2 separate regions of the Mus musculus genome follow, and region 1 is linked to region 2. Evidence: chromatin contacts called from ENCODE Hi-C or POLR2A ChIA-PET data. All regions are on one chromosome and are shown on one strand. The core of a region is the stretch at or near the end of the contact, and the rest is flanking DNA. Distances in the headings are between cores, read along the strand shown.

The links. A loop is a pair of places that touch in the nucleus more often than their neighbours do. ChIA-PET counts read pairs that join two places held with the same protein, here RNA polymerase II (POLR2A).
Region 1: a map of T-helper 17 cell shows a loop between it and region 2 (1.8-fold over the local background). The contact joins two enhancer-like sites. A Hi-C loop is called at or near these places in 3 of 37 maps with a recorded cell type or tissue (T-helper 17 cell, left cerebral cortex and v-Abl transformed pro-B cells). POLR2A ChIA-PET finds 5 or more read pairs at or near these places in 2 of 5 experiments (Patski and embryonic stem cell).

The regions. Positions count from the first base shown.
Region 1 is chr11:31,848,630-31,853,217 of GRCm38, forward strand. No RefSeq gene overlaps it. Among named protein-coding and RNA genes, the nearest start is that of Gm39675, 14 kb to the left of the region's middle. Within about 2 kb of position 2,578, at least 1 of the 3 ENCODE cell types and tissues checked has a DNase peak (open chromatin) inside an H3K27ac peak, as active enhancers do.
Region 2 is chr11:31,810,993-31,815,106 of GRCm38, forward strand. All of the region lies in intron 1 of D630024D03Rik (RIKEN cDNA D630024D03 gene), which reads right to left. Among named protein-coding and RNA genes, the nearest start is that of D630024D03Rik, 11 kb to the right of the region's middle. Within about 2 kb of position 1,404, at least 1 of the 3 ENCODE cell types and tissues checked has a DNase peak (open chromatin) inside an H3K27ac peak, as active enhancers do.

The sequences.
Region 1 (4,588 bases), core at 1,328-3,827, 39 kb after region 2:
CTGCCTCCAGGGTGCTCTCTATCCCTGGACCCAAAGGCCCAGGGGAGATGACCAGCCCCAGGGAATTGTACCCTGTCTCATGGGTCTCCCCTCACCTTTGGTCCACGTGAACTCTGTCCCCACGTGTGTGACAGGCGCACAGTTCCCATGGTCCATGTAAACTCTATCCCCACATACTTCTGAAGTTCTTGGTCTGAGAACAGACCTCTTCTTTATTAAACTCTCCTCACATTTTGTTTAATTTGAATGGTGCCATCTGTTTCCTCCAGGCCACTGACGGACACCTCTAGGTATCTGGCCTAGAGGCTGCTATGCCTTGTGCATATATTTTTGCTGGACTGGTGGAAAATAAGCCTGGAAATTTGGCCATTCAAATCTTCACACATCCTGTGTGCTGGTCAGCTGGGGCTGACAATTGGAGTTGTTTTTCTTCCCACCTCTTAGGAAAAGCTCTCAGGTCTGTTCTCAGACCAAGAACTTCAGAGGTATGTGGGGATAGAGTTCACATGGACCATGACCTGTCACTCATGGTGTTTCACAGGACTCCATAGCATCATACCCGCTAAGCTCCCAGGGGAACAGCCAGCACTCACTAAGGAGTTTGGATCCTTTCTTCTTCCATAGTTGCCTGGTTTCATTTCCCAAGGACTCCATGGATGCTGCTCTAAATAGCTGTTAGGCTCTGTAGCCTCTTTTTTTGTTTATACTTCAGCAATGTGTAGAAATGTCATTCTTATTTTTTAAAAATCTCCTACTCGTGCCAAGCACCTCAAACCATAGAGAAGACAGTGGTCATTGGCATGGTAAGGAGTCTAATTATCCACTTACTAACTTTTGGGTTGAGCCAGTTTCTTAACCTACCTATTAATGCCTCTATTTCCTTGTGTGTAAAATTGCATATATTACCTATCCTTAGATTTGCTAAGAAGAATCAATGGGTAAGATTTGAGAGGCGCCGATGCATATGGGTGAGTATACCCATTGTTCCAGTTCATCCCTATGACAGTCCTGGAAACATAGGAGACTGCCACAACTTTGCAACTTTCTGATGAAGCTTGGTTCCTACAGGCTGTTACTGAGGAGATGTTATGTGACCAAACTCAAGCATCAGAGTGTAAACTATATATTAGCAATGGCTGCTGGGTATTAGGTCATTACCATGTACCAGGAACCACGATAAGCACTTCATATGCAGTGTCCTGATTTCAGGTCAAAATGATTCCACAGAGAACCTGAGAACCCAAGGGTTAAGTTTCGTGCATAGGACCATGCAGAGAAAGGGCCTCCAGTGGAACTGCAGCCTAGTCTCTTGACCCAGGCTACCATGCTTTTAACTACCAGGAAAAGACAGAACCCACCAGGCCCCTCCACTTCAGGGATCCTCGGAAGTTGTCTCTGTAGTATAAACTACCATAAACCAGGTTGGCTTTCTGCTGTGACAGTGAGAAGCACAGCTTAGTGCTGAGGCTGGCAAGTGCAGCATCTGATGTAATCTGCTCTAGTATGGAATGTGCAATGGCTCACATTAAAACGAAAGATGGAGAAATAGCAGGAGCACAGGGATGTCTAGAGCTTTACCAGCTGAAAAGTGACAGTTGACACCAGCAAAGCTGATCACAACAGCCACCAAATGGAGACATGAGAGAGCCCTAACTATCCAGGCCATGGTGTCCCCAGCCTGCAGAGCAAGGAAGATGGGTGCTCTGACAAGGGCCATTCAGGCTCCCATGGCTAGACCCAGCTGTACAAGCAGCATCCCTGCCTTAGAGGAGCCCACCCAGAGAACAGCAGTTGTAGTACAGTCACCCTTTCAGTGTTCTGTTACTCCTGGCTCTGTCTGAGCTTGTAGCATGAAGCAGAACAGGGAGAGTCCGCATTTCCCCTTTAAGAAGGTTCAGTCACTATCCTAGCTTTCTTCCTGCTGCTGTGACAAGCCAGAGCAACTCAGCAGGAGGAAGGATTTATGTGGCTTCCACATCTAGGTCACAGTCTGTCACTGAAGGCAGACAGGGCAGGGACATGAGGCAAAAATGATAGAAGAATATTGCTTGCTGCCTCATTCACCAGCTCAGGCTTAGCTAGACTTCTAAGACATCGCAGAATCACTTGCCCAGGAAATGGCATCTTCCACAGTGACCTGGGTCAGTCTACAGCCATTACCTATTAAGACAATTTTTCACAGACAAACCCAAAGACCAACACGATCAAGAAAACTGCTTGTCTGAAAGTCCTTTCTAAGGCGATTCTAGGCTGTCAAGTTGGCATTTAGTGCTAACCAGGACACTCCGGTGGAGAAGGCGAAAAGTATTTGGAAAAGATGTGGTTTAGTCAGTTACAACACGAATATGGAGCAACTGTGGGTCAAACGTAATATGAAAGAGACCAAGATGAGGATAAAAATATAGGGCACCCGGGACAGAACACCGATGGGACCTTGAAAAAAGCAGTACCATGATAGCGGGGCTGGACTTTTGTTAAAACTAGCTCAACTGTGTATTGAAGCCTTCTGGTCCAAGGGACTTCCAAGACAGGCAGGGCAGTCTGGATTCCTCATCTGGCTCCTCCCCCGGAACTGGCTTTTAGCCAGGGCCACATGACTCTTCCCCTGGGAATGACAATTGGATTAGCAATAGAGATCAGCTGACCATTCATAATCTCACTGGAAGTGATACCTCCAACAGAACTGGGACTTCTCTTCTTCCTCTTTGTTCCCCTTTAAAATCTACACTACTATAGCCCAAGTGCCCCAAGTAAAGCTTAACACTCGCAGGTGCTCTTTCTGCATGTTTCAGGCCAAAGCGCTCTCTAAAGAGAGAGCTGAGGTTCCTTTAACCCAGGAGTCCATGGGTGCCCGTGCTGTGTAAAACAGATGGAAACCGTCTGAGGGACAAGGAGGAGAAGAAGGAGAAGGATGGAGGTCACGACAGGCTTCTAAAACACCTTTCAATACTCTTTTCTCCTTAAGCTAGCGTTCAGGTGTCTCGATATTTAAAACCACATAGCAATGCCCCACTGAAATGCCTTTCTCAAAGGAACTGAAGAGAATTCTGTGAACTCTAAGTGTTTTTAGCTGAGTGCACTTGGGGGCCCTAGGGACAACTTCAGTGTTTTTCCCCAGATACCTTGTCTGACCTGCCTCACAAGACAGGCACAGGAAGGTAGCAAGGATGCCAGCTCCAGAGTCTAACAGCCTGCTTCCAATCTTGGTTCATCTCAGACACCCTGCAGCTAGAGACAGCTAATGCAACTGTGTTGAGTTTCAAATCCTTCCTAACAAATGGAGGCTGAAGCTGCACCCATTCTGCAAGTGATCTTGGGAAAAGAAAAACACTGTGGACATGCTGGTACTGGATACTGTATGAAGACACCGAACAAGCAGGGCTTCTCCTTTCTCCCACCTTTCTTTGAAGGTGCTCACGGTGTACCACATGTCTCTTGCTCCTGAATGATTGTTTTACAGACAGATCCATGCACTCTGTGATCTCTAGTAATGACAATAATAAGAGGCCTGTGGCCTCTCTAAGTCAGAGACACTGCCTAGTTCATTGTGTAATTCTTCCTTCTTCTTCTTCCCGCTTGGGCTGCTGCCAGCCAGAACCTGTGGAGCTGGCATTTCTGCTCTTCCACTAGCTCGGGGACTTAGTTTCTCATCCCTCCAGGAATCATGTGGGGGTAAGGAAGGAAGTAAAGGGGGTGGAAAAACTCTTAATTGGTTGGTACTGTCAAAGGTTGGCTTTGTCCTCTCAGAGGCTGGCAGGTGCTTTCAATTAACATTCTCCTTCCCAGATGAGCTGTACAGTTTCTGGAGGCAGCCTTCCCTGGGCACCTGTGATACTAGCTCTGTTAATGTGGGCAGGTTTCTCATTTGGCTAGCCCTTCTCATTTCCCAACATGGCCTCTCCATTCAGGTATTTCCTCCTAGACAAGGTAAGTTCCTCCTAGATCCTAGGCTGGCATTGCTATTGCTGCTCTAAATATGATGTTCCTTCTTCCCCTCCTTTACTTGTCAACAATATGGGTCACACCCCTACTTCTTCCATGCTGCCACCAGCCACTGTATCTTCCATAAGCAGGGACAAGACTCAACCCCATCTCATACCTCAGTTGCAAGCCACAGAGCTCTCCCAGACCCTCCCTGGACCAAAGCTGAACAAAAGAATATATTCCTTCAGTAGAAGTCTTCATATATCCACCCCTAGTCACCAACACTCCAATTCAAGCTTTGAGAAGTTTGTCACTGGCTTTTATACTATACTTTAAAAATTCTACATTTGCTCAGCTTTCCTCAGCTAGATGCAAAGTGTAGCAGCCATGGATCTCTAGGTCTCCTATGGGTCAAGGAGCTCTACTGATTCTGAGGCTATCCCAAGAGGCCTGCCTGAAGAGGCAACAGCAAGGGAGACGCACAGGGGAACTTCCTTGAAGTGTATGGAGTCAGTTTGTACGAGGCTGGAGCTGGATCAGAGAACTGGCCAAGGAAGGCCTTATGTTTTTCACACATTACCTTCTCAGCCACCCACATTGGTGGACTCACAGACCAGAGCTGCAAAGTCTCAATAATTAAAAGGACATAGGAAAGAGCAAGAGT
Region 2 (4,114 bases), core at 154-2,653:
CTTCTATGGTGTTAGAGTGGAGTCGAATGTCCTGGGCTCCAAGTCAAAAGAGTTCTGCTCTGTGCCTGGTGTGTGGCTTGCTGTTCTCAGAGATTTGGGCTTCTCACCTCTAAGCTGGGCATCACAAAATCAGCATCACAAGACCACAGTGAAGAGCCAGCAAGAAGACAGGCATACAATACTGAGAGTAGAAATGATGTCCCAAGGGCTCACTGAGCAGTAACCTTTGCCATTCCTTCATCTACCATCTCCTCCTTGAACATCCCTTAGCTGAATAAGCAGAGCATAGATTATTTAGCCAGCGAGGAGATTTGCAGCCAGACTCTCCATGAGGACTTTGTGTGATACCGTATAGAGGATACAAGTGGTGGCCACATTTGCTGGCATTTACTATCTTCCAGGCACCATGTGGGATGCTTAAACGCATTAATCTGCTTCATCTCCCAATCCATTAATGGGAAGTTTGTAATTTATTTACCTGGCCGAGACCAACTTATCAAAGCCTATGATTTTTTTTTTAAATGTTAAAATGGAGCCAACATGAAAAGTCCATAAAAATTGTCTTTGACTTCGAATATTCCTTATATCCTAGGCTAGTGATGAACCCAAGGATTCTTTCTGGGGTTGAGGGGTAGCAGGCAGCTGCCACTCAGAGTCAGTCCTGATTCCTGCTGACCAACAATGTAGTGTCCTCTGCCATCGAGTGTGACACTTTCCACTTATTCAACTGAAGTGTTGCCTGAAACCATATATGAGAGATACTGTCTTGCTTGTTAATTGATATAGGAGACCCCACCCACCATGGGCAGTACCATCAAGGCAGGTGGGTCTTGGCTGTGCAAGAAAGCTGACTGTAAATCAGAGGAATCAGCCAGTGAGAATCATTCTGCTTCAAGTTCCTGCCTTAAATTCCCGCCTTGCCTTTGTTTGTGATGTGTTGTGGCCTAGATACTTAATGCAAGTAAGCCCTTTCTCCCACGCTGATTTTGAATAGAGAGGTCAATTACAACAAGAAAAAACAAACTAGAAGACACACGCCACACACATGCACACACGTACACACGCAGACTCAGATGCACGCGCGCACACATGCACAGGCACACGTGCACAGCAGAATATCTAGGAAACTAGTTGGGAAGGTAGGAGGCAAAGAGGAACGGCCAGCAAAGGGGTCAATAGCACTTCCTTGTCCCCACCACAGATAGCAGCACAGAGTGGAACTCAGTGTCTGAACTCTGCTGCTGGCCCTACTGCACTAATCAGCAGTGCGGACCTAGGTGCACGAAGGCATTTCATCAGGTCTGGGAGCTGCCTCATCTCCTTAAGAAGCCTCTCTTCCCAGCAGTCCCTGCGGTCAGGCCCTGCAAAGAACGCAGGTTTGTTTTCTCCGGAGCTGAGCCGGGTCCCTTATCTCAGGCACTCAGACCATCACGTGATCTGGCAAGCTGCACACAGGCTTTAGGGAAGTCTTTTTCTGACCTCCCCACCTCTGACCTCAGTCTCTGGTTCCTGTTGCTTCGAGACTGCATGGTTACCTTTTTATCCCCACAGACCATGGAGCACCTGTTAGTCTAAGAGTTGCAGTAAATCTGGTAAGAAAAAGTATTTAAAGCGATGACAGCAAATAATGTCTATCACTGTTCTAGGGTTTAAAACATATCCTGGGTTTACAGGTGGTGACAGCTAGGCCTGCATTCATTCATCCATTTGAAAAATATTTACTGAGCAACTACAGGAACTGTGTACAGTTGGAGTGTTGTGAGAATGATTATGTACCAAATAGGCATGGTTCCTGTACTCAACCAGACCACAGAGCAGGACTGGAGAGACAGTGGCTCAATGGGTAAGAACCTTGCTGCTCTTGCAGAGGACCTGAGTTCCATTTCCTGCACCTACAAGGTGGCTCAGCACTACCTGTAACTCCAGTTCCTGGAGATCCTAGGCCCCTGTCTGGCCTCAGAGGGTACTACATGCATGTGATGCACATACATTCACACAGGTTCACACTTATATGCATAAATAAGAAAAAAAATCTACCCAGGTGTGGTAGCCCGTGACTTTAATCCCAGTACTCGGGAGGCAGAGGTAGGTGGATCTCTGAGTTCCAGGCTGGCCTGGTTTACAGATTGAGTTCTAGGACAGTAGGAGCTACACAGAGAAACCCTGTCTAAAAACAAATAGCAAGAAAATAAATAAATAAATAAATAAAACTTAAAAACATTTTAGATTACAGGATAGAGGTGGAAAGTGAATTGAAAACAATAAAAAGCAAAATAAGGTCATGTGATAAATGCGGCAAAACACAAGGTGTCTAACAAAAAATGCTTTAAAAGAGGGATCCCTGATGGACACTGTACTGGCTAGTTTTGTGTCAACTTGACACAGATGGAGTTATCACAGAGAAAGGAGCTTCAGTTGAGGAAATGCCTCCATGAGATCCAACTGTAAGGCATTTTCTCAATTAGTGATCAAGGGGGAAAGGCCCCTTGTGGGTGGAACCATCTCTGGGCTGGTAGTCTTGGGTTCTATAAGAGAGCAGGCTGAGCAAGCCAGGGGAAGCAAGCCAGTAAAGAACATCCCTCCATGGACTCTGCATTAGCTCCTGCCCCCTGACCTGCTTGAGTTCCAGTCCTGACTGCCTTGGTGATGAACAGCAGTATGGAAGTGTAAGCCGAATAAACCCTTTCCTCCCCAACTTGTTTCTTGGTCATGATGTTTGTACGGGAATAGAAACCCTGACCAAGACAGACACATACACACAGGTGTTCACAGTATCACTGCTTACAAGAGCTCAAAGCTAGAAGTAAGCCAGTGTCTATCAACAGCAAGAAAATAAAACATGGAATGAGTACTGTCATCAATAAGATGTCATTCAGTCTTGTAAGGGGAAGGTGTTTTGGACCCAGCCACCTGAGCTTTAAACATGTGATGTTGAGATCAGCCAATGGTGTAGGGACAAAGAGCAGTGGTACAGAGGTACGTGGTATGTGTGCGCACTTCTAACACAAGCGCTTGGAGGGCTGGGCCAGGAGAACAGTGAGTTCGAGGGCACCTTGGGCTACATAGCATGTTCTGTGCTGGCCTGGGCTGTGTGGCTTCAGAACCTCCTCTCAACAATAAAGATAAAACCTCATTGTTCCAACTTAAATGAAGTCTCTAAACTAGATTCATGAAGACAGAAAATGGAGTGGCAACTGCTGCAGAGTTGGGCAAAGGGAGTGAGGAGGAGCTGCCTGGGGGTTGATGGTGGCAAGATGAAGGTCTGCAGGTTGGGCACTGCATGGGGAACGCCAGCAAACACACCACATTTTGAGACCATCATTATGGCAGACTAGGTATTAGAGGAGGCTATTTTTACCATCTTTTATATAAAAGAGACAGACAGACAGACAGAGAGAGAGAGAGAGAGAGAGAGAGAGAGAGAGAGAGAGAGGAGGGGGAGAAGGAATGATGGAGAAAGGGAGGGACGGATCCAGACCTCCAGGATGAGAAGCCTGTGCTACATCCTGGATTCCCACATGAATGTGAACGAGTCTTCCTGTCTCTTGCGGTGGCTGTTGAGTGTCCTGTAGGGTACTCACGGGAACCCCTACAATTGCACATGGTACACACAGGATGAAGGTGAAATATTCCCTATTGTTATCTCCAGTGCTAAATTAACAGCTGTTGGAATAAGCAGAGCAAGCGGGGCTAGCGGGGCTTTAAAGAGCCAGTGGCTCCTACTCCAAAAGGAAGAAGCCTGTAAGCTTGGTCTTGTCCCAGCCAAGTCAAGTTCCTTTTCTAACCCTGAAGTGACTTCCTGTTACCTAGCACGCCTCAGCTATCACAACTGATCATTCTTCCTTGAGATGCTGCCGTCACCTGTCCCCAGGGACAGCACTTATTTGACTTTCTTTTCCCCTCCAAGTACCTCAGTCTCCTCTGTGGCCTGTCCCCTGCCTGCCTGCCCTCTGTACTTCAAGGTGCAATGACCTCCTTTCTCTTCCCACTCATCCTTGAGACCCCAGCCAGCCTTCTGGCATCCCCTACCACAAATGCATCCAGAACAGTCCCGACTCCACCTGGCCATCCCTTCAGTCTGGACTCAATATCGTCCTCCTACTCCACGCTGTCA